Linked DNA regions of Mus musculus: all the other regions are linked to region 1. A link is a loop called in an ENCODE intact Hi-C map of the cell type or tissue named here. Cell type or tissue: heart. All regions are shown on one strand.

What was found. A loop is a pair of places that touch in the nucleus more often than their neighbours do. Peaks named below come from ENCODE experiments on the same cell type or tissue, not always from the same donor. Only the 100,000 strongest peaks of a DNase experiment are listed, where the experiment ranks them.
Region 2: a loop joins it to region 1, with 4 times the contacts of the local background. A loop is called at or near these places in 2 of 42 quality-filtered maps.
Region 3: a loop joins it to region 1, with 3 times the contacts of the local background. A loop is called at or near these places in 5 of 42 quality-filtered maps.

Annotation. Positions count from the first base shown.
Region 1 is chr16:11,131,458-11,139,457 of GRCm38, reverse strand. Txndc11 (thioredoxin domain containing 11) reads left to right here and starts at 4,926. Exons shown (of 12, transcript NM_029582.2): 1 at 4,926-5,190. The coding sequence starts at 4,949. It overlaps Zc3h7a (zinc finger CCCH type containing 7 A), which reads left to right. Exons shown (of 23, transcript NM_145931.3): 22 at 274-437; 23 at 1,973-2,864. The coding sequence ends at 2,162. In heart, a CTCF peak has its summit at 4,905; a DNase peak (open chromatin) is centred at 4,687; H3K4me3 peaks cover 3,319 bases; H3K27ac peaks cover 2,270 bases.
Region 2 is chr16:11,318,419-11,326,418 of GRCm38, reverse strand. It overlaps Tnfrsf17 (tumor necrosis factor receptor superfamily, member 17), which reads right to left. Exons shown (of 3, transcript NM_011608.1): 3 at 6,351-6,744. The coding sequence ends at 6,461. It overlaps Snx29 (sorting nexin 29), which reads right to left and starts at 3,515. Exons shown (of 21, transcript NM_028964.4): 1 at 3,441-3,515. The coding sequence starts at 3,447. In heart, a CTCF peak has its summit at 3,326; DNase peaks (open chromatin) are centred at 2,538 and 3,558; H3K4me3 peaks cover 2,244 bases; H3K27ac peaks cover 1,543 bases.
Region 3 is chr16:11,062,319-11,070,318 of GRCm38, reverse strand. It overlaps Snn (stannin), which reads right to left and starts at 4,021. Exons shown (of 2, transcript NM_009223.3): 1 at 3,872-4,021. Gm9861 (a long non-coding RNA gene) reads left to right here and starts at 4,051. Exons shown (of 2, transcript XR_003951968.1): 1 at 4,051-4,321. In heart, a CTCF peak has its summit at 4,022 (motif pointing right); DNase peaks (open chromatin) are centred at 328, 3,308, 4,048 and 6,918; H3K4me3 peaks cover 4,335 bases; H3K27ac peaks cover 4,975 bases.

The DNA of each region.
Region 1 (8,000 bases):
GCTCCTGCTTTTCCTCAGGGTGTTAATTCTGCCCAGAATACTTAACTGCCTTTCAAATGACCTAGTTTGTACAGCAGCTTCTCTGGATGAGCACTACTTAGCTTCTTGTGCTTTGGCTTCTGTCCCCATACTGTAGTTGGTCCTGTACTGATACTATGTCTGGTTTTGGATTATATGTCCCTTGCCTGGCTTCCCCAGAGTGAAGCCTGGACTAATCTCAGGCAGCAGTGAGAGGTCCAGGCTCTCAGGCAGCACATCTCCCTGCACTCTTAGGTGGACTTCCACTGCTGGATGTGTGGGAAGAACTGTAACAGTGAGAAGCAATGGCAAGACCACATCTCCTCTGAGAAGCACAAGGAGAAGGTTTTCCACACTGAGGATGACCAGTACTGCTGGCAGCACCGCTTCCCCACTGGGTACTTCAGTATTTGTGAGAGGTGTGTAGGCCCCTGAGGGTTCCCTGTGGAGAGGGCTGAGCCCATGGCCCTTCCATGGTCTTTTTATCTGCAGCTAGAGTAGGAAGTGGGTGGTAGCCTGGTGCTGTGACCTGGCAGGCGCTGGGGCCCCCAGGAAGGGTATCCAGGTGCACCTGCCCACACTTTCACCACCTTTGGAGTTTCAGAGCTCTGGCATGTCTTTGCTCATAATCAATGCTCAGAAAATTAGTGGCTTTTAAGTTATATTTTCTATATAAACTTAGAATATAGCATTGGGTTGGAGGGATGGCTTAGCAGCAGGAGTGGTTGGGTTGGGGAGTGGGGGGAGGGGATAGGGGATTTTTGGAGGGGAAACTAGGAAAGGGGATAACATTTGAAATGTAAATAAAGGGAATATCTAATAAAAAAAAAGAATATAGCATTGGGTTGGAGGGATGGCTTAGCAGTCAGGAGCACCTGCTGCTTTTTGAGAGGCCCCAGATCTGCTTCTTATTACACATATCAAGTGGCTTACAGCTACCTGTAACTTCAGTTCCAAGGGATGAGACATGATCTTTCAGTCTCATACATACTCAGGCATATTCATATACATATAAAATAAAAAACAAGTACTAGGTGGTGGTGGCACACACCTTTAGTCCCATCATTCTGGAGACAGAGTCAGGCAGATCTCTGAGTTCAAGGCTAACCTGGTCTACAGAGTGAGTTCCAGGATAGCCAGGGATGCACAGAGAAACCCTGTCTTGAAGAAAAAAAAAACCCTCCCTCAAAATTACTGTTTGTATTTACTTACTAAATTTAGAGCCTCTGACTTGGGGACACAATCAGAGTTATGGGATGCATAAGGCCCAATATCACAAGAAAACAAAAATAAAGAATCTTGTTGGATAATTTTAAATATCATAAAATCCTTAAAATATTTTTCTTTTTACATACCTTGCCCCCAAACTGAGGCAGGGAAGATGATCCAGCAGGTTTGAGCACTACTTACTGGACAGGCATGAGGACCTGAGTTCAAGCCTCCAAAATCCATGTGAAAAGCCAGACATGTTTGCCTATAGGAAGGGCAGGGACAGAGGGCGGTTGGAGCTTAGATCCCAGCAGCCTCACTTAGTTTGGGTGAGGTACTCTTTAAGGGAATCAGGTGGAGAGCAATGTAGCCGGGCACCCAGTGACCTCCTTTATGTCCAACACTTCTCACTGAGCTAGGCCCCCAGCCCTTGCAGGACTTGCTGACGGACAAACACTTTTAAATAGTTCATAGTACTAATTCCCTGTTGTGTATATTGTGTCCATAGAAGATTTATGTCCCGGGCTTACGTTTCCTAAGTGGGTCTGGGATGCAGCTCTGTGGTTAGGAACATGTACTTAGTAGGCAGGAGGCCCTCTGTTTTATCCCCAGCAGCAAAAAGAGAGAGGGAAAATGCCAACTTTATGACTGCAGAAGATGTATGCAGATCAGACACACAGCTGGAGGAGAATGTGTTTTCAAGAGTCATGACCCTATTTCTAATTGCATCATATACTCCTAACAGGTATATAAATGGCTCCTGCACAGAAGGAAGCAGCTGTAAATTTGCACATGGAAATGCTGAACTTCATGAATGGGAAGAAAGAAGAAAGGCCCTACAGATGAAATTCAAGAAAGCACGGAAAGATCACTTAATTGCCCCAAATGATAATGACTTTGGAAAATATAGTTTTTTGTTTAAAGATTTAAAGTAATATGCTGGCTTTTATGTAACCCAATCAGAGCACTGACCAGAAAAATTGCAAGTGTTGAGAGGCACACAGCAGAAGAGCTGCAGATTTCTGCTTGATTGGCATCTATCGTTCCTCCTGAGCAGCAACCCACAGTAGATAGGAAAAAGGCTGTTTGACAGGCCTGGCTAAGCTCTTGCGGAGCCACTGGCATCAGATGGCGAAGGGACTTGCTGCCAGGTTGCTGTCTGTTGGACAGAAGCTCGGATGAGGTGTGCTGGGGAAGGGGTAAGGTTGAGGATGACTCTGAGGTCAGAGCCACAGCAGTGAGTGTAATGCACAGTGGGATCGGAGTACATGATGGATGAAATTCCTTATGTGTTTTAGTGGAATGAAGTTATTTAATATAATAAAGTCTGCTACTTATCTGTATGTAGGTTGCTAAAAAGGATTTTCTTAACTCAGATTTTTAAGCCAAATAACCATTTAGCACTAGTGTCTGTTAAATGGGTTTTTCTGTATTTGTCTGTCTCACTGTGGCAAGGGAACCGATGATGATCATGCACATCAATATTTGGAAAATAATCAATTGACACAAATTTTATTTCTTGGTCTTTTGCTGTTTAAATAATGATTTTTGAAAGATTCAACTTGTACTGCTGGTATTGTGTAGTGTATGGACCAATATTGCTTGTAATAAAAGATCTTACATAGAGATGACTTTCATAGTTTTGGTGTGGTCCTTTCTCCTTCAGGAGTTATTGGAACTGGGTTTTAGAGAGGTTTTGTTTGCTTTTTGGTGTGTGGGGTGCTGGGGCTTAAGCCTAGCACCTTGTCTGTGTTAAGTGGACACTGTGCCTTTGAACATAGAAATAGCTATGAACAAGACACATAGAAAAGCTCGTCTCCCTGCAGCCCTGATAGCTTTCAGAGGCAGGGAGCAGCAAGGAGGGAGGAAAGCAGCAGGGCAGTGGTTGGTGGGCCAGGGTGCTCAGCATGCTGCCTGTGAGGCAGGGGCTCCACGAAGAACCAGTCTGTTAGTTGCCTGATCAGAATCACTTCCTCAGGACGAAGCTCAAGAGGTAGGATGCTGAGAAGCCTAGGAAAGAGTTTGGGCAAACTGCAGGTTGTTAAGGTGAGTAGTGTGTGGGGTGGGGGTGGGAGATGGGGGTCACCTCCAGGACTCTGGTGATAGTATGGAAAACTAATACTAACTGGCACATGTTAGGACTTGGTTATCTCCATTGGGTGGTTTTGTTAAAATAATCTTACAATTTTATGTGTACAACATTATAACCAGTGCCCATGGAGGTCCGATCCCCTAGCACTAGAGCTATAAACTTTTATGAGCCTCGTGTGGATGCTGGGAATTGAACACTGGTCTTCTAGAACAACCAGTGCTCTTTTAATCACTGAGCAATCTCTCCAGCCCCACATAGGAAACATTTGATCTAGATTATTTTGCCCTCCCTACCAACTTTACAAAAAGATTTTATTTTTAATTATATGTGTGTGTACCTTGGAGGACATCAGATTACCTGAAGTATGAGGTAGTTCACTACCTGTAATTTAGAACCAAACTTGGGTTTTCTGCAACAGCAGTATTCTTACTACTGAGCCTTGTCTCCAGCCCCAACCAAAACTTTATTTTGAAATAGGGCCTTGCTAAATTTCATAGTCTGGCCTTGAAAACTCTATGCAGTCCTGGTACAAGTGGTCCTCTGGTTTTCTCGAGTGGTTGGGACCACAGTTGTGTGCCACTAAGCCTGGTTTAAAAAATTATACACAACTCATATAAACCTAATTTTGGGAGGAAAAATGAAGATAATTCACCCTGTATCTTAGGCTGGCCTTGCATTCTTATTGCTTGGAGGCGTGAGGCAGACAATGTCCTGACTCCAATACTTTCCAAACTTTAATCACGTCTGCTATGTTTCTGTGGATTTGCCCATCAAGCATGGGTCATAGAAATGGGATTACACAATATACATCCATCCTTTTACTTAGAGCTGGGTTCTTTTGTTGAATGTAATTACCACTTATCAGTACTTGTCTCAAGGTTTCTACTGTTGTAATAAACACATGAACAAAAGCTACTTGGGGAGGGAAGGGTTTGTTTTGGTTACACTTTACCATCATTGAAGGAAGTCAAGGTAGAATCCTGCAAGCAGAAACTGAAGCAGAAGGCATGCAGCGTTATTACTACCCCATTACAGAGCAGCCCGGTCTCCGTTTTATTACTGTGTCCTCCAGTCCTTCTCGCCTCTGCACGAGGCCTCCCCGCCCCACTTTCTGAAAAGCAGAGATAACAAACTGCACCCATGTCCTGAAGGGTCTGTCAACAGTGTTGACGCACTAGCGACAATCTGAGCCCTAACAGTACCCGGAAGGGCCGACCAACGGAAGGACTCGCTAAGGAGACACCACCAACTAGCTTCCGGACGCGAGGATGTAGCGTCAGCGCAGTGAATGAAGGACAAGGTCTAGCTTGAGTGACTGCAAGCCTGCGCAGAGTCGCTACAAGAGAGGCGGGACCGGTGGAAGGCTGACGCGGCCGCGAGTGCTGCGAGCACCCGCGCAGACTCCATGGGCTCGAGGGCGTGGCCCCCAAAGGGCGTGGCTTCGCGGGAAGCCGGCATTCGCGCAGGCTCCGAGTCGGAGGGCGGGGCATCTCTGAAGTGTGGCTGACGTGGAGAGTCCGGGTTAGTGAGCGCCGCTGGCTGCGAGGTCCGGGAGTGACGTGCGGGGCCGGGTCCCCGGGCCCGAGGTGGCGGCAGCGACGGTATAAAGCCGGCCACGGGGAGCATGTAATGTCGGAATGCGGAGGCCGCGGCGGCGGCGGCGGGAACAACAGCGAGGACGCCGAGGACGAGGGTGGCGGCCCCAAGGGCTCAGGCTCCCTCAGCCCTGCCGGGGCGGCGGCGTCCTTGGAGGGCCGGATCCGCCGCGGCTTGCGCGGCGCCTCGCTTATGGCGCGCCAGCGGCCAGAGCTGCTGTGCGGGGCCGTGGCTCTCGGCTGCGCCCTGCTCTTCGCCCTCAAGTTCACTTGCAGGTGAGGCTGCCGGGACTCAGGCTCCGCGGCCAGAGCTATGCCACCCCGGCTGCGCGGGGCCAGCTCGGGGCCTCCGGGGTCGAGGGTTGTTTGTCTTCCTCGGGGAAGTCGAGCCTGACCTTGCCTGCGACCACAGGCTTGACCTTCCCGGCGGCCGCGGTCCCCCACTCTCCTAGTTCGGCGTGGAGGCGTTTCCAGGGTGCTGCTCTATATCAATTATGTACCGAGGGCGTTTGGCCCTGTTTCTGAGCTGCTTCTCACCTGTTGGGGTCTCTCGGGGTGCACATGTCAATTCTTGCTCAGGCTATAATGCTCAGTTTTAATTCATTCCATTTTCCTTAATGCTTGCAGTGTGATGATTCACAAGCCATTTAGGGGTCTTAGTCGCTTTTGGGAATCCAGGCAAGCCTTTGATATACTGACAGTGCACGTTTGTACTGAGCACCCGTTAATGCTGAAGACAAAAATCCCCGTTCCCTGGAGTTCTCATTGAAGTGATGATATACAATAAACAAACACTTCAGAGACCTTAATAAGTGCTATGCAGGGAATAGAAGGATGAGGTTGGGTAGGGCAGAAAGGGCCTTCATAGGAAAATGGCATTAGCCACTTACACAAGGAAAGGAAGGGGCAGAGGTGGAAGAGCTGGGGTAAGAGCTATTACAAAACAGTTAAGTGCAAAGATCTGGAGTCTGAGCAAGCTTGGTCTTTTTGTGAAACTTGGAAAAGGCCTGAGTAGGCTGGAGTTTAGGAAGAATGGAAGCTAATGTGCATCTTTTCAGAAAATTGTGTAGATAGATACAAAGTTTATATTTCAATTATACTCCTTGCCTCAGATCATCAGTATATCATTTGACATTGCAGTTTATAAAATCTGTTATCACTTGACATATCCTCTTGGCACTTCTGTCCAGAGGGAGATTTATGTGGGCACAGATTGAGTGTAATGAACACAATATGAGATCCCTGAGGTCAAGATGGGCCAAAAATTAGGAGTTTTAGGGGGAAGAGACTCGTTTTTTTAGTGTTTGCAATGTGTTAGGTGCTATGCTAAAGTGTTTAAAGCCAACTAAAAGTGTTTGTCACCACACCTGGCCTGGAGTTTGAATCTTGAGCAACTAGACTGGTACTGTCTTTATAAGGAAAATACAGAAAGTATTTTACAAGGTGGAATGTTGCAACCTGTCATTTGGATTCATATTAACAGTCCTTTTCCCACGTCAAGGAATTGATTTACTTCAGTTTGCCCAGCTGTGAAAACAGTGCTCAGTGTTTGATCTGAGACACGTGACTTGGTGGGTGACCTCTGAGAGAAGATTGAAGAGTTTAAATCAGTCTGAGGAGCTGTCAGGATGAGCTCCTCAACTGCTTTTGGCTGGGAGAGAGAGCCTGCAGCCTCACTTCCTCAAGCATCTTTCTATGGTGCTGGCAATGGGACAGCCCTTTTAATAAACTCAGATGAATTTTTAAGGACTTTGTTTGATAGGATGGTGTTAAGATATTATGGTACAACTGACCCTGACATCTTTGTTGCTCTTTCCTTAAGATCTTTAATAAGGACAGAGGCTTCAGGAAGAATATATCAGGTCTGTTTTTCAAATTTAATTTTATTCATAGTACAACTCTGAAATAAATGACTGCCCTCCTCAGTGTTGAGTGCTTAGCTTAGTTCAGAGTAGGTGGTCTATAAGAAGGTGAATTTGGAGTTGAACCACAGTGAGTTACTGTGGGTGTTCAGGGCCTCTGATCTTTGCCCACTTCTGTTTATGGGCACTCAGTCTCCATGAATCCATTCTGCTTTCTTTTCTGTGTTTGTTTATTAGGAGTAAAGTGGCATTGTGTATAGTTGCCTTTAGGAGGGAGATTTAAGGTATAGATTTCATTTCAATCGAATTTACAAGCTAGCAGTATGGCTTAGTGGGCAAAGCACTTAACTGCACAAGCCTGACAATGTGAGTTTCATCTTCGAGCTCACGGTGGAAGCAGAGAACAGATTCAGGTTATCTTTGACTTCCATGGGAATGCCTGCACTCACACACATGTGCACAGGCAGTAAACAATAGCTTTTTCTTTTTTTTTCTCCTAAGACAGGGTTTCTCTGTGTAATCCTGGCTGTCCTGGAACTCACTGTGTAGACCAAGCTGGCCTTATACTCAAGAGATCCACCTGCCTCTGCATCCCTGAGTGCTGGGATTGAAGGCCTGGGCCACCACACCTGGCCATCTTTTTTGTTTTTAAACATGCCTTTATTTTTCACTACCAATTCTTGTTTTTGTTTGTGCTACACAAACTTAAGAGTTGTAGGAAGTCTCTGATTTACATGTAATTTTTGAAAAATGTAAAGCAAAACTTGAGAGATTGATGAAAAGGGTCTGTGGTAGAGCAGAGGGCCGTGTTTCTCTTTCCTGGCTGTTTAGTTTTTGTTTGGTTTGTGTTTTATCTGACTTTTAACTTTAAGAACTCCTCTGCACCTGTAAACAAATAATAAGTTGATGTCACCTGGATTTATCCCCAGATTGCATTATTTTATGCTAAGCGTGCAGGTTTTCTTTTTGTTTCTTTTTGGGCCTAGGCCTCATGTAGTCCAAGGTGATTTCAGACTCCTGATCCTACTGCCTTCTCCACTCAAGTGCTTTCATTACAGGTGTGTATAACCATGCTTGGCTTTAAATAAAACAAAAACCAAAAAACCAAACAAACACTGAATTATGTGTGTATGTCTAAATGCGCATCTGTGTGGGTTTGTGCACATGAGTGCAAGTACCCACAGATCCCAGAGGCATTGGATGCCCCAGAACCTGAGTCACAGG
Region 2 (8,000 bases), 190 kb before region 1:
CCAACGAGGTGAGATACCAGTGCATTATACAATCCCACATTTGCAGTGTCTGAAGTAATCCTCCCACCCCCACCCCCACCCCCACCCCCAAATTTTTTGAGTTGGGGTGTCAGTTTTGAGACAGGTATACACCAGGTATCACAGGCTAGCCTGGAACCTGATCTATAGACCTGGCTGACCTCAAACGCATAATAACCCAGTGTTGGGAGTGTTGTAGTGACAGACAAGAGCCTGCCACACACCTGGCAGGAAAATCCTCGAGAAGAATGGAAATTTCTCCTGCACTTAATTTCATTAAGCACGAATTATCAATCCCAAGGGAGGTAGGATGGGGTCATTTTCAACCTCAGTCTTCAAGAAACAAAAGTACCTACCCTGAGCTTAGACACAGTATGAAGCACATGTTTAGCAGAGTAGGGCTGGGTCTGACCTCACACTAGCCTTTCCACCCTTCTGAATCAATGATACTATTTCAGAAAGGAATAAACTGACAGCGCACTTGGTTACAACTGAACAAAGGAGCTATATGAAACACACATTACTAAAACTCCAGATGTGGCATGCACTCGGCATTGGGGAGGGGACGGGAGGCTCCTGCCTCCAGTTGCTCTTTCCAAAAAGGCCATTTGGTCTCTTTTAAATGCTTTGTTTGGCTTGAGACCTAATGATTTTTTTGAAACTTCCCTTGAATTCTTATTACGTTTGTATTTATTTATCTTGTGGATTCATGTGCTAGCCACAGTGTTTCTGTGGAAGTTAGAAGACAACCTGCAGGAGTCAGCTCTCCTTCTATCCTATGGGTCCCAGGGCCAAACACAGGTCATTAGTTAACTACAAATGCTTGAGCCAGAGTTTTGATACTAAGTGTCTCCTTGAAAGATAAACTGGCCAATTTCCTTTGGTTTCTCAATTTCAGTTCTTCCTCTAATGAAGTAAAGGAATTTCTTCTGCAGACATCCAGGTCTATGACGAGCCCTTTGGTCACATTCAAAGGGAAAAGTTAGGATTAAGGTATCTATCTCTGGTGAGAGGACATAGGCTCAGCATACATGAGGCTCTGGATTTACCCCTTGGGATCACAAAGTATTTCAGAGTGCCTGGTTCCCACCATTGTCCCAGAGGGACTAAGATGCAAGCCTGTCCCCACTCTTCACTCAGCTTTTATGGAAAGAGTAACAATGAGCCCTGTTAAAGGACTTAACACCAATCATTTAGCTGAGCAACCAAAAGTCATTACTAATCTAGGAGGCAGATGCTATTGTGTATGCTTGCTTTGCTGCAAATTCCACCTTAGTTGCTCTAACTTACGCATCTTTAAAGGATGGAGAGGTGGCTCAGTCAGTGACGTGCTTGCTGGGGGACATACTTCTAACTCCAGGACTGGTGTGCTGAGGCAGACACAGGATGATTTCCAAGACCAGCTAAACAAAACAGTCTAGCTAGAACGGTGAGTCCTGGGGTCAGTGAGAGACCCTATCTCCACAAATAAGGAAGCAAGACAGAAAAACAGCCAGGGTTGATTGCTGGCCCTCCTACACATGTGCACATGCAAACACACCTGCACACACATACTAAATTAATTAATTAAAAGTATATTGCTGGGCTGGTGAGATGGCTCAGTGGGTAAGAGCACCTGACTGTTCTTCCGAAGGTCCAGAGTTCAAATCCCAGCAACCACATGGTGGCTCACAACCATCTGTAATGAGATCTGATGCCCTCTTCTGGAATGTCTGAAGACAGCTACAGTGTACTTACATATAATAAATAAATAAATCTTTAAAAAATTAAAAAAAAAGAAAATCCCAACTAATAACCAAAACACGAGTTTAAAAAAAAAAAAGTATATTGCTGCCGGGCGGTGGTGGCCCACACCTTTAATCCCAGCACTTGGGAGGCAGAGGCAGGCAGATTTCTGAGTTCGAGGCCAGCCTGGTCTAGAGAGTGAGTTCCAGGACAGCCAGGGATATACAGAAAAACCCTGTCTCGAAAAACCAAAAACCAAAAACCAAAAACCAAAAAAAAAAAAAAAAAAAAAAAAAAAAGCATATTGCTTTATGTGGTAGAGCCAGGATTTGAACCCAGTACATTGGGCTCCATCACCTTTTGGTGGATGCTGGCACACACGTTTTTGTTAACATTAGTGTTAAGTTAGACCCAGTAATTTGCTTTGGCAGATGAACGTAAACTGTAAAAACCCCTCCATTAGTCCCCTCAATAAGACCACAGTTCCATAAACTTTGCTCTTGAGCAACAAAAAGCATCTAACGTTTTTTTAAAGATGCACAGAAATAATTTAAAAAACAAAAAATTAAGACTGCCCTTTGCTCCTTTGCCCTAGCACCCTCTCCGCTCCATGAAACACCTGAGTGCAAGTCTAGAGACTGGGTGCAGAGACGAAAATCCAGCTGCACAGTAAGAAAAAACAGAAACTACGAGGGTAGGCGGGTCCTCCTAAGGGAATCCAGATCCCTGAGTCCAGCAGGAGAATCAACAGCCAACACAAGCCTTCCCTGAGTCACTCCCATCTCCACGCGCAACACCCAGGAATGACTTAGCACCAAAACATCAAAACATCATCAGGACTCTTCAGAGGGAGGCTTGAAGACACAGACTCCGACAAAGGGACTAAACTTCGGTATCACTGAGCACAAGCCGTCACAAGCACCTGCCTCTCACTTCCAGACTCCCCACCCGCTCCACCTCCCTGCTGGTGGTATTGGCTTGGGCAACGCTTGAGCCCCATTTAGGTTCAGCATTGGGCAAGAAGGAAAGGGCTTCAGGACACAACCGGAGACTTCAAACGATGAGCTAGAGGAAGACATGGAGAGAACTGAAGCATGAACTAACAGCCCAAATACAAAAGGCACAACCGGGAGAGGGACGCTGCGAGGCTAACTGGCCAGCTCTGGGGACACAGGTGCAGGGAAGAGGAGGGAAGAAGACAAAGCTGTCCTAACACTGAGACCTCTGGGGACCCGGAGCTGTCGCTCTGGTTTGCTGTGTGTGACAGGGGTGTCTAGAGATGCTCTTTGCCTTTGGAGAAAGAGGAGTCACTGGGTGGAAGAGACCTGGAACAGAGAATAACTAAAAACCAGGGGCTGGTAACTGGAGCTGAGTCCCAGGAGGGTCACGGGAGAAAGAGGGACTAAGGCAAGTACCAGAGATCTGAGAATCCGGGGTGCGGAAACCTGTCAAAGGGATCGGCTGTCTGGGAGGGAATTGGGAGCAAGCTCTGCTCTAGGAGTTGGCTGTCACTGGTGAGGCAGAGGGACAGGAGCGCCAGCCCCGGGATAGTGGGAGCGGTGCAGGAGACTCCGGGCCAGGGCTCCGAGCCTGCGAGCGACCCCGCGGGGGTCTGCAGCGTGTGAGCACACCGGGCCCGGAGCGTGCGGCTGCAGTGGCGCTACGGGGCGGGTGACAGCAGCGGGGCCGCCACTCACCGCTCATGTTGCTGCTCCCGGGGCCGCCGCCTGCCTTGCCGCCGCCGCCGCGTCTGCAGCCGCCGAGCTCCACACAGGCCGGGAGAACGCGCGCCCCGCCCGCTGGCCCCGCCCCGGAAGCAGTGACTCTCCTAGGGCCCGCCTCCCGACCCGGAACCAAAATACTCGGGCAAATCGACGCCCCAGGGTAGCAGGGAAGAGAACCGGCACCTCACAAAATCAATGCCTCCCAATCCCCGAGCCAAGAAAAAGACATCCATTTAGACTGAAGTTCGGACAAGGATGCGATATACGCGTACCGAGAGCTTGGAGTAGTGTGTTGCATGTCCGTCAAACCAGCACTCGGGGGAAGGCAGGTGGATCAGAAGTTCAAGGTCAACCTTGAACTACTCAATGATTTCGAGGCTAGATGGGGCTGCTTGAGACTGTCTCAAAGAGAAGAGAGAAAAAAAGAGTAATGGGCCTGCAGGGCCTGGTGGTACAGGCTTTAAATCCCAACATTCAAGAGGATAAGTCAGGAGCCTGAGCTGCAAGAATTCAAGAGCTGTGGATGGCCGGCGTGGTAACGCACGCCTTTAATCCCGGATTTCTGAGTTCGAGGCCAGCCTGGTCTACAAAGTGAGTTGCAGGACAGCCAGGGCTATACAGAGAAACCCTGACTCGAAAAAAAAAAAAAAAAAAAAAAAAAGTTTGGTAGAGAGGGCACATGCCTTGCATGCAGGAGGCCCAAGCTTCAACTCTCTGTACAAACAAAAACAAAAGGTGAATTCAAAGCCATTCTGGGTAACTTCTCAAGACTCTCGAAATAAAAAGTAAAACCGGAGTGGTAAAACCGGAGTGGTGGATATAGTTCAGTAGTTGGAGTAGCACGTGCAAGGCCCTGCAGGCAGGAGAGTTTGTACTTTCTTGATGATGGATGTGGGAATAAAAGTGCAAAGCACAGTGATGCAGTCAGAATTTGAAACTTCACTTACAATCCTGGTGTGACCATGCACACCTTTAATACCAACATTCACAGAAGAATCGAATTACTGCCTGAGGCACTTGGGAGAATTTGTGGTGGGTGTGTGTGTGTGTGTGTGTGTGTGTGAGAGAGAGAGAGAGAGAGAGAGAGAGAGAGAGAGAGAACTTTCTAGAATGAGAATGCATTGTAATGGGTCTGAGGAGAATGACAGTGGGTCAGTGGGTTAAGGGAACTACAAGAGTTGTCCAACTGACTCTAGGCAACAGTGAGAGGAAAGGTGGGTAGGTGCTGAGAGAACACAAGAGCTAAATTCACAGCAACTGTGAAATCCAGGGTTTTGCCCTATTTTAAATATGGAGTTGAAAGACTATTTTGCCTGCTGGATATGAGGCTGGAGTCACCCAGCCTGGAGAACTTAGGCTCTTGATCAGAAATAAGAAAATAATGAAGAGCTAGAAACTGTAGTAGCTCAGTGGAAGAACACATGTGTGCCATCCTGGATTTGATTCCAATAAAGAAAGGAAAGGGAGGTGACTAAACCTGCAGGCTGCCCTTTACCAGTGGTCTTAAGTCCTACAGAGGTTTCACATGGCTTCAGCTAAAATCTTCCACCTTCCACCCTGGGAGGACACAAACAGCGCTCTCTCCCCAGATGCTAGCATCTTCACGTGGAGCTCTCCAACTCCACAAATGAGGCAGACCAAGTGTGGAACAGGTCCTGCCTTCCTATAATCCCAGTCCAGAGAGAATCAAGAGCTTAAGGCTAGCCTGTAAGGAAAATGATATGTCGAAAAACCAAAAAAAAAAAAAAGAAAAGAAAAAGAAAAATGATATGTTTTGATATGTTTTGATACTTCACACATTAACAAGCCTCAAATGTCTTGTTACAGTTTCATAAAATAAAACAGTCATTCACTGGCTATTACCCTGCTCGGACTCACTCAGTGTCTTGCTCCTCTCCTCTCCTCTCTTCTCTCTCTCCTCTTTTCTCTCTCCTCTCTCTTCACTTCCCCCCTCTCCGTGTGTGTGTGTGTGTGTGTGTGTGTGTATGTGTGTGTGTGTGTGTGTGTAAACTGGAGGTAGAACCTAGTACATTGAGTATGCTAGGCAAGTATTCTATCTCCCCTAAGCCAATCCTCAGTCCTGACAACATTTATAAGGTGGAGGTAATAATGGTCTACCTTCCTTATAGTATTTTGTATGTGTAAAATGACTTAGAACAATCTCTGGCACCATTAAGCCTACATAGTGCACACACCTGCACTTGAGCTGAAAACAGTACCAGGTTCGTGTTTGTCAGCAGTAGCACATGCATTTTTATGAGCATGCTGGCACCTGCTGCATTTCACACAGAATTAGCCTGGCTTCCACTTATAGAAAAACATGGGACAATCTTGCTTTCTTTGGCCATGGGGAGAATCCAGTTTGTCCTCAAATATACCTACCATGTTTGTGGGTGCCTGATAGAAACATAATATTCTGGGGCCTAGAGATGTTGGAGAGCTTTTTGTTTCTTTTTTATTTGTTTGTTTCTTCTTTCTTTCTTCCTTTCTTTCTTTCTTTTTTTTTTTTTTTAAGGCAAAGTTTCTCTGTGTGGCCTTGGTTGCCCTGGAACTAGCTGTCTAGACCAGGCTGGCCTCAAACTCACAGAGATCTGTCTGCCTCTGCCTCCTGAGTACTAGGATTAAAGGCATACACCACCACCACCTTGTTTTGGTTTTGGTTTAGAGAGTCAAAAATTCAACCATGGGCTGGAAGGATGGCTTAGTGGTTAAGAACACTGTTCTTACAGAGGACCCGGGTTCAATTCCCACCACTCACATGGCAGCTCACAACTGTCTGTAACTCCAGGATCTGACACCCTCACATCTCCATGCAGACAAAACAACCAATGCACATAAAATAAAACTACATAAACAATGTCAACTACAAAACCAGAATTAAAGGACAAAAAACTGTATTCTTGGTTGGTAAACGGTCATCCTAACGACATCTAAAACACCAGCTCTCCTGACAGAAGGTTCTCAAAGCAGCTTCACACCAGTTAGGAAGCTCATTATCTAGTGTGAGTTGGCTTCTCCATCCCCATGACACTTTGCAAAGCAGTTGGCACACTTGACTTGCCGTAGTCACCCGTTTTTGTGGTGACAAGAATGGTTGCCCCCTCCTCCATGGCTGGAAGCGGGAAGAAATGGTCAGAATCCCCCTTGGGTTTGCTCTTGACACAGTCCTCACAGGTGCACTCTTCCACTGTATACTCCAGGCTTCGGGGAAAGATCCTGTCGTCACCAGCCCTGATCCTAGTCAGCTCGGTGTCGGCCTTGTCCAGCTGAGCCGATCCTGATGGTACAGAAGCAGGTAGGCATTCACCTGAGAGCCTCAGTGGTATTGTCATGCCATGCACAGCAGGACACAGCAGGACACAAGGCAGCACAAGACCAAGGATGAGTGCATCCTGCACTGAGAGTCGCCAACTAACACTACAGCCCCTGCAGGGCCCTGAGGCAGGTTGCTTTGTGGGAATAAGGAGCTTTTACATCTTGTCTTATATTGACCACATTTAAATCTCAGGATATATCACATGAAAAATCTACACAACCTGACTTTATAAAGACTACAAAATGTGACAGCAGGAGGGACATAGAGACAATGGGCTGGAGTCCATGGCATTGCTGCTATCTGAGTACTCTGAGCACGTGACAGATACCCTTACTGGTAAAGCCACAAACTGGATCAGTTCTGTACCTATTACCTATTTGGCTCTTGGAAGTTATGCGGATTTGACCTCATCTTACACAAGAAATTGCCATATATCACAGCACATCAGGGTCATCTTGTGAGTGACATTTTGGACTACAGAAGCTGAGCATGGTGGCATATACCTGTAATCCAGCCACCAGGAGGCTGAGGCAGGAAGAGTTTGGAGCTAACATGTTCAAGAAAGGCCCCAAGTTCAGTCTCCAATACCAGAAGGGAAAAGAATATGGAAGGTACATTTTAAGTTTATTTGTTGTGTTGGGATGAGTCACATCACAGTGGACATTAGGGGTGTTTATGGGAGTGGATCAAACTCAGCAACCTAAAGAGGTTGGCGGTGGTACCTTTTCAACTGAACGGACATCTTGCCAACCCCTAAAGATGGATCCTGCTGTCTGTTTTGTCCTAGTTTTCCTAAAATGGCATCTTACAGAGCATTTTTTAGCATGTTATTTGTTTGTGTATATGTAGCCTAGAAATCACTGTCAGCTGGTCTCCAACTTCTTTTATTCTATAACAACATGTATCAGTGTTTGGTGCGTGTCTGTGTGTGTACCATGTATATGCCTGGTGCAAAAGCATTGTTGGATCCTCTGGAACTGAAGTAACAAAAGGTTATGAGCTGCCATGTGGATGCTGGAAACCAAACCTTGATCCTCTGCAAGAGCAGCACATACTCTTAGACACTGAGCCATCTCTCCAGCTCATGGCTTGTTGGTGACTTTTTGCTTGCTTCAGCTGCCAAGTACTGATATTACAGGTGAAGACCACACTCCTGGATAAATCATTTTTAAATGAATTTCCTTTGATTTCCACATGGAAGCCCAGTTTGTCCCCAG
Region 3 (8,000 bases), 69 kb after region 1:
ACATAGTTCTTTCTGCCCAGGGTGCTCCATTCCCTGACCTTTGATCACTAGGTCTCAAGTTGAGTTCAACTATGCACCTGGCCACACTTCGGCAGGCAGAGTCCAAAGATTCTGCTCCATACCCTTCAAGGCATAGGATAGTTCCCAAAACCTTAGTGCAGAACAGCTTGGCCCCAAATGGCACCCACATGGAGGTGGAGGAAGAAACTCTGACCTAGTTTACACCAGCCAGGAAGGAAGCCTCTCTCAACCAGAAAGCCTCGGCTGCCTGGCCCCTGGCTTCCCCACATTCCCAGAGCTGCGTGTCCCAAGAGAGCTCTGCTGGCTCCATCAGTTCCCACAAGCCCACACAGCCAGCCCACACAGGACACCCACTCCGCCTCCACCTGCACGTCTTCCTGTGGGCTGGACCAGAAGGCAAGGCAGTGGCAATTCAGAAAGGGAAGTTTGTGTTTGGGGTCTGGGGTGGTTCTGGGATCGGAAGTGGAAAGTCAAACAATGGCACCATGATCTAAGGGAAACAGCTGTTCTGTGACTAATGAAGAAACTGAGGCAGCTCAAACTCCTGCTCACTATGCCCACTAGGCTTGGAGGTGGACAGAACCAGATATATGCCTCTCACCTAAAAGCACAAACAATGACTTTTGACCCAGCCAGTCATGCCTGCTCTGTGGCCTCCATTAGGGCTTCTGTTTCTTTTTTCATTTAGCAAACGTTTCCTGAGAAGTTCTGGCCAGACATGATAGCCTCAGAAGGGAGGGCTCCTGAGATTGCCCCGGCATCCCCTGCAGGTCTGGCTACCACCCATACTTCATGAACATGCCCGGTGGTGGCCTCCGTCCTTAGGACTGAACTTAGCACTTTCTCAGCAGTGACTCCTGGAGCTGCTTTCAAGACTCCCGATGCTACCTCTTCCCACACTGGCCAGCACCTACACCCCTACATGCACCATCTTTCCTAAGGCCCTCAGCTCTCTGCAGTTCTGGTTTACAGAGTAGTACCCTGGCTGTCATCTTCTGGCCTGTGCCCTCCCGAGAGACTAAGAAAAGGTCACTGCCCCTCAAGTTCACAGCTATGTTCTACTGCATACATACTCAATAAAGACTGACTGAGTATACCAAGGCCAGGCATGTGATGATGAGCTGAAAGAGAGCTGGCTCTCATGGGATCAACCAGAGGACCCTATTTTTGAGCCAGCTCCCTAAGTCCAGACTTCTCCCAGTTGCCTACTCACAGGTCCCCATGCCTGCTAGGAAGCAGCCATGGGGAATAGAGGATGTAACCCAAGTTCAGGGCAGGGCCAAGGCATGGCAGTAGAGGATGGCAGGTCTGACAGCTAACTGACAGCTAGCTCAGTGGTTCTCAACCTTCTTAATGCTGCGACCTTATAATACAGTTCCTCATGTTGCGGTCACCCCCAACCATAGCATTATTTTCCTTGCTACTTTGTAACTGTAGTTTTGCTACTGTTATGAATCACAATGTAAATATCTGTGTTCCGGGTGGTCTTAAGTAACCACATATGAAAGTTTTGTTCTACTCCCAAAGGGGTTGTAACCCATAGGTTGAAAACCAAGGTAATTCTTTATGCTTGGGGTAAGGTAGGTGGTAACAGGGAAGCAGAACCCAGAGGATGCTGGGATGCCCTGCATCTGGCTTGTACAACCCTCTGCATAACCACTGACCACCCCATTTCATTCACCAAGGCCCATGGGTCAGGCATAATTTAACCCAGCTGAGGGAAGTTCCAGGACCACCTCAAAGCTATGCCATTACATCCACCTTACTCCTCTCTACTTGCCTTGATCATCCCATTCTGCTTATGAGGAAACTGAGGCACAGGGTCAGACCACAGACCATCCCACGTACCCTGTTCGGGAGCAGCTGCAGTGACAACTTTTAGGTGAGCACTGGTCAATGTGGGTCTGGGCACACCACAGCCAGTTCAGTCTGCAATGCTGAGAATTGCTGGGCCTGGTTTCTCAAGGCCCAGACCAATGGGTAACTGGTCCTAGAACACACTGGTCTCAAAATGACATACAGTGTGGTGACCTCTGGGCAGAGGTCTCCTAAAATTCACACTCTCCTTTAGGTCTTCCTTGGAAAGGCGTCTGTTATCCCTACCTCTTCATGGGATCCCAAAGCTAACCTTTCACCCCACCCAGAAGGCAACAAGGCAGGCCAGGTTCTCACCACTCTTATCCACAGCAGGCTGTTCTTAATGTCTTGCCTTTTTCTCTGTAACTTCTTGTACCTCAGGGCACAAAGCCTGGCCTGGACCCATGTCACAAATAGCCTCTTCTCTGGGGACATCCTCTGCCTACTCATCACTTAACTGGGCACATCACCAGTGCTATTGTACTCAGCTGGGCACCACTCTGCCACTCCATCCAAAGCTTCCACCTCCCAGGGCCTCCAAGGCAGTGAGAAATACTGCCCTGCTTTCAGGGCCAACTAACATCCAGGGGCTTCCTGCACTGCTCCATCCTCCAGCAAGGCCACCTTCCAAGTGTCCTCTTCAGGGGACCCCAGACCAGAAGTATTTCCTGCTCAGGGTTCTGCTTGGTCAAACCCCAAAGGCACCATCACCGAGGGCTTCTGCCATCCAAGAGCTTAGATGGAGGACCAACAGCAACAGGAAAGAAAAGGGAACATCTATCATGGCTGTGCCCATTGTCCTCTCCCCTCCCCTTCCTCCTCCAGAAGAGAAATCTGCTCCAGATGCCACCCTACTCCCAGTTCTTATGCCAGGAAAGGAAACTAAGACTAAGAAGTTTGGGAACTGCCCGAGGTGAGCTGCAATCTCATAGTCCAAGCCTGAATTCTGCCCCCACTCGTCAGGGTCCCATCTGGCCATACAACTCTGGCGGTGATATAATAGTCGATGCTGAAAAGTTCCTTGATGCCACACTTTTGAGCTCCAACATCTCATGTGGATCTCTCCAAAACTTCTGCATCAAAACAATCCTAGAACCGAATGACTGCTCTTCCTACTTGACAAATAATCTGTAGCTTAGAGAAGTTAACTCGGTCCCCAAGGTCACACAGTTTAAAAAGTGGAGGTGCAGATACCCAGGAAGCCCCGATCCTAAATAACCGATTTCAAACCTGATTCTAAAACGTCATATGTCTGACCTGTCTTCTTTCTCCTGAAAGCTGAGCACAATGAGTCTGTGTTTGACCCCTCCTTAGGAGATAGTCTAGGTGACCTGGGTCGAGAGGACTGGACACTAATGACAAGCGTCCCAGCAGCTCCCGCGTGCTGAGCGCGGGCGGTGTGCAGGCGCGGTGCCAGGCGACGCCGCGTCTCTCCCACTCTATCGAAGGAGCAAGGCGAGGCGCTAGGGAAGTAGGGGCCTGTTCAGGGGGCGACAGCTGAGGAGGAAACGACAGCTGAAGACAAATCAAGTCCGCCTGACCCCAGTTTTTTTCCCTGGGGGGGGGGTCCCAGAGACCCATTCAAGCCCACGCCGCGCAATCACTGCCGACCCGACCTGGGACCAAACGCTGCGGCTCAGCCTCAGTCTCCCCACCAATGAAACGAGCGCCAGATTTTCCCTGGGCCCCCGTTCCCCTCGATCCCATCTTGACCACGCTGGGGCGCTGCCAGGAACCCCGTCAATGCGGAGTGAGTGTTCCGGGCAGCCCGGAGGATCCGCGCAGGACATAGAACCGTGGGTCACGGAGAGGGGCAGATGCCCAGCCAAGCAGCCTCCGCCCCCCGCTACCTCCTTTGTCCCAATCCCGCGGCGGAGGACAAAGAGCCCCCGCCCGCGCGCGGCATCTGCCGCGCCGACCCGCCAGCGCCGCACCCCGATCCATCCGGCGCGTCCCTTCCCCCTACCCGCCTGCTCTGCCCATCCCTGCTGACCATGTCGCGGCCCGCAGTCCTGTGCAATTAGCCAGCAGCAGCCCCGCCGCCCCGGCTCCGCCTGCGCGCCAGCCGGGTCGGCCGCGGAGCCCTCGCCAGACGCCAGAGCCCGATCAGCAGGGGGCGAGGTGCTTGGGCTCCGCCCTGATTGGGGGCGGGGCGCTCTGGTGCGACCAACTGGAGATCGCGCTGGGACGGCGGGGCGGAGCGGAGCGGGCTGGGTGGAGTCACGTGCGCTCTGGGCCCGGAGGCGCACAATGGGCAGAGGGAGTGTAAGCAAGGGGGTGGGTAGTGTTTCTCAGCTGGCGGCTCCCGGAGCTGGGGCAGAGAAGGCGGGAGGCCAGGCTTCCTTGAGCGCTTATTGGGTGCCGGCAGTACTGGGCCTGCGCCTGGCGTCCTCTTTCTTCGAGGGTCAACCCAACGACAGAGGGGAAACTGAGGCGCACAGCGGTAAGAGTGTGATACACCGCCCGGAGATTACAGGCAGAGACGAATGATTTTCTTTCCTTTTCTCATCTTTTCTTTTCTCTTCTTTTCTTCCTTCCTTTTTTCCCCTTCAATTCCATCATTATCCTTTCATCTATCCACCCTTCTGCACTGATCATGTATCTTGCTGCGCCCTTGAGCCACTAGCCAGACAAACCAGGTCCTGTCCTCAGGGATGCGGACTCAATAACCTCTTAGTTAAGCCTTCACCAAGTGCCGTACTCTGTTCAGTCCACTCAACAACATCAAAAGAACGCCAAATAAAAACATACCGACCCATTTGACATGAGGAACTCAACACTCCAGAAGACTTAAAATACTCTGATGTGCTGTCCTGGAGGCAGGATTTGAAGCTAGACACAACTGGCTAGGAACACAAAGGTGCTAATTGGTGTACTGACTGCCCCCCAAAAAGAGTCTGAGAGAGGATGGGACACTCCGTGATGGCCACCAGGAACTCCACAAAGAGTTTGAAGACCTCTGAGGCCCAAGGTACTTGGGAAGCCAGGAAGAAATAACTTGGTTGGGGCAGATAAGACTGGGATATCCCCCTGGGAGCTGGGAAGCTAGGGACTGCTAACTTTCTTAAGGTCCTGCACACAAGCTGAAGTGTGGGAACTCCCTCACTTCACCTCAGCAGAGTGATTCCCCTCCATACCTCTCATCCTTTGGCCCATGTCATTTCTTTTATCTTAAACGTTCTTCCACACCATCTTTCAGATCTCAGCTTCACACCCTTGCTCTCTTTCCCAGTCAATGGACTTTCATGTCCATTGGGAAATCGTGTTTTCTAAGGGCATCTCATTAGCTTTCAGTCTCCGTTTCAGGACTAAGACTGAATCGTTCACTGGTGAGCCTACAGAACAGTCAGTACACAGTAGGCTCTTTATAAGATATAATGAATGAATAGTAAGATGGCAAGGCTGTCTCTGCTGCTGAAGGACTGGGCTGAGGAAGTAAGCTGGCTTTGGTGTAGAGAGGCAGAAGGAAGCAGGGCTCTGGGCCAGCTGCCGTAGAGCCTAGAGCCTGATGGCTCTGAACAGCTCCTGTTCACAGACCTGCCCATCGCTGTGCGTCCTCAGAGCTCCTGCCTCTCATTAGTGGTCTAGGCCTGGAATAGGTAGGTCCAGAACTCCAGAGCTGGGGCTGGCAGGGAGATAAACACGAGCAGGTATATATATGACTGAGGGGAGGACGTGGGGAGAGGTGAGCAGCATACCACAGAAATGACTTCAAATCTAGCCTTGCCTACTGGAGGGCTAACCTAACCTCTGTGTCTCACTTTTCCTCATCTGAAAAATGGGGTCATCAGCAAACAAACCTCATGGAACTGGGAACCCATCAAGTAATGGGCACAGGGGAAGGACGCCTACCTGCTCACTGGTTACCTTACTAACATGGGTAAGTTTAGAGAAGACTCAGATCACCACATTTGGATTTTGGCCGGTGACTTCACCTCTCTGAGCCTCAGCTCCTCGGCTTCATGGTGGGTCTCCTGCATCCCACTGTTGGAGATGGTGAGAAAGGCAGTGACTGGCAGAAACCCAGATAGCTCTGTTACCTCGCTGGTGCTAACAATAATAGACAGGACTAATTTCAAAAGTGGCAGGCTAATAGAACACTTGTCTAGCATGCAAGAGGACCGGGTTTCATCCCCAGGACTGCATAGAGAGGACACAGCAGCACACATCTATAATCTCAGTATTTGGGAGATAGAGTCAGAATCAGGAACTCAAAGGTCTTCCTTATCTACATTTTGAGTTTGAGGCCTGCCTGGGCTACATAAGTGCCAGTCTGGCACTTAGAATGAATTGATTACTTTACTAAACACTGCATATTCCCAAACCCAACCCCTAATGTACAGATGAGGACACTGGAGTACAAACAAGTATATGCCTCAAAGTCACCCAAGAGAGTGTCACAATGCAATAGTTGCTTTGAACCTGAGATTCTGTTTTGTTGTCATTGTTGTTGTTTTATTTGTTTTTGGCTTTTTGAAACAGGGTCTCTCTGTGTAGCCCTGGCTGATCTGGAACTCACTCTGTAGATCAGGCTGGTCTCGAACTCACAGAGATCTGCCCACCTCTGTCTCCTGGGTGTTGGAACTAAAGGCATGAGCCACCACCGCCTGGCCTAGATTTTGCTTTTCTTATGAGCTCCCAGGAGTGGGTGATAAGTGGAAAACACACTTTGAGCAGTCAGTGGGTAAGTCAGCTACTGAAGGTGGCAGAGGCTGCAGGCATCTTGCCTGTGGTTGAGCCACGGGGGCAGCTGGGAGCCCTGCACTTATAGCCAGGAGCCTGCTTTACCCAGGCCCTTACTCTCTCTCCGTGACAAGCAGGCAGGATGTCTTGCTCTCCTCTGGCAACCCGCATCCTCTCTCTGGGCCCCTTCTTTCTCTATGGTGACATCTGGCCCAGGGTCTTCCCAGTGGGACTGGCTGGAGGTTCTCAGATTTTCATTAACAAGAAAGATAAGGGCTCGCTGGGGCCCAGCTGGGCCTGCTGTGGGCCGGCCTGGCCCTGTGCCCACTTCCCCAGAACGCCAGAGGCACTGGGACAAGACGTGGCTTGCTGGGGCTGGGTGTAGAGAGAGAGGCCTGGGAGGAGACACCCTGCAGCAGGGCCTTCCTGCACAGCCAGCAATTAGGAGGCTGAGCCGGTCAGCTGCCTCCCAGGAATTCCCAGGAGAGGCTTAAGCCTAAAAACAAAGTGAAACTTAGTTGCCCACAGGGAGTTTCCTGGCCAGGGAGAGGAGAACCGCTGGTGAATTCTACAGAATGAGGCTAGGTGGAACATAGAGAATTTCCCCTTCTGCGAAACAAAAAGCAAAGCTCAGGCCTCACTGAATGCTGAATAGCCAGCTTCATTGTGTTATCTGTGGCGGGTTCTGCCTCTTACATACAGAGAGAAGGCTTCCTGGCCCATCTCAGACAGCTGACACTCCTGAGCTACAGGTGTTGTTTTCTAAGCATTTATGCCTCGGTTCCCTTTGTCTTATGAGCCAGATGTTGCTTTCTCATTTTTGACAGTAACACACTGGTCCCTTTTTAAATGGTTCTATTTCGGGGAAAATCACTGAATGTTAAACAGGTATTGCTTACTTTCCTCCTTGCTCAAGTGCTGAGACTTCAGGCTTGTACCACAGGCCCCAGTTTTTGTGGTGTTTAACTGAGTAGAACCAGAGTTTTGCCCATGCTAGGCAGGCCTCTGCTGACCAGCTGCATCGCCAGCATAGCCAGTAGTCTTGTGTATTTCACAAAAGGCTCTTAGCCCTGCGTTTGTCCTCCATAGTCCAGAACCATAACTGAGGGGGCAGAAGTGCAGCTTGCCTAACCCACATCTGTCGTCTGGCAGGGGACTCGAGGCCAGGAAGACTGAGAGTTTTGGACCATCCTGAGCTACGTAATAAGACTTTATCTAAAGGAAAAGAGGAGGAGAGAACAGAAGGAAGGAGGGAAGGGAAGGAGAGGAGAGGAGAGGAGAGGAGAGGAGAGGAGAGGAGAGGAGAGGAGAAGAGAAGAGAAGAGAAGAGAAGAGAAGAGAAGAGAAGAGAAGAGAAGAGAAGAGAAGAGAAGAGAAGAGAAGAGAAGAGGACGTCCTCATCCTTGGATAACTGTCAGTCACAGTGGAGATGAATCCCT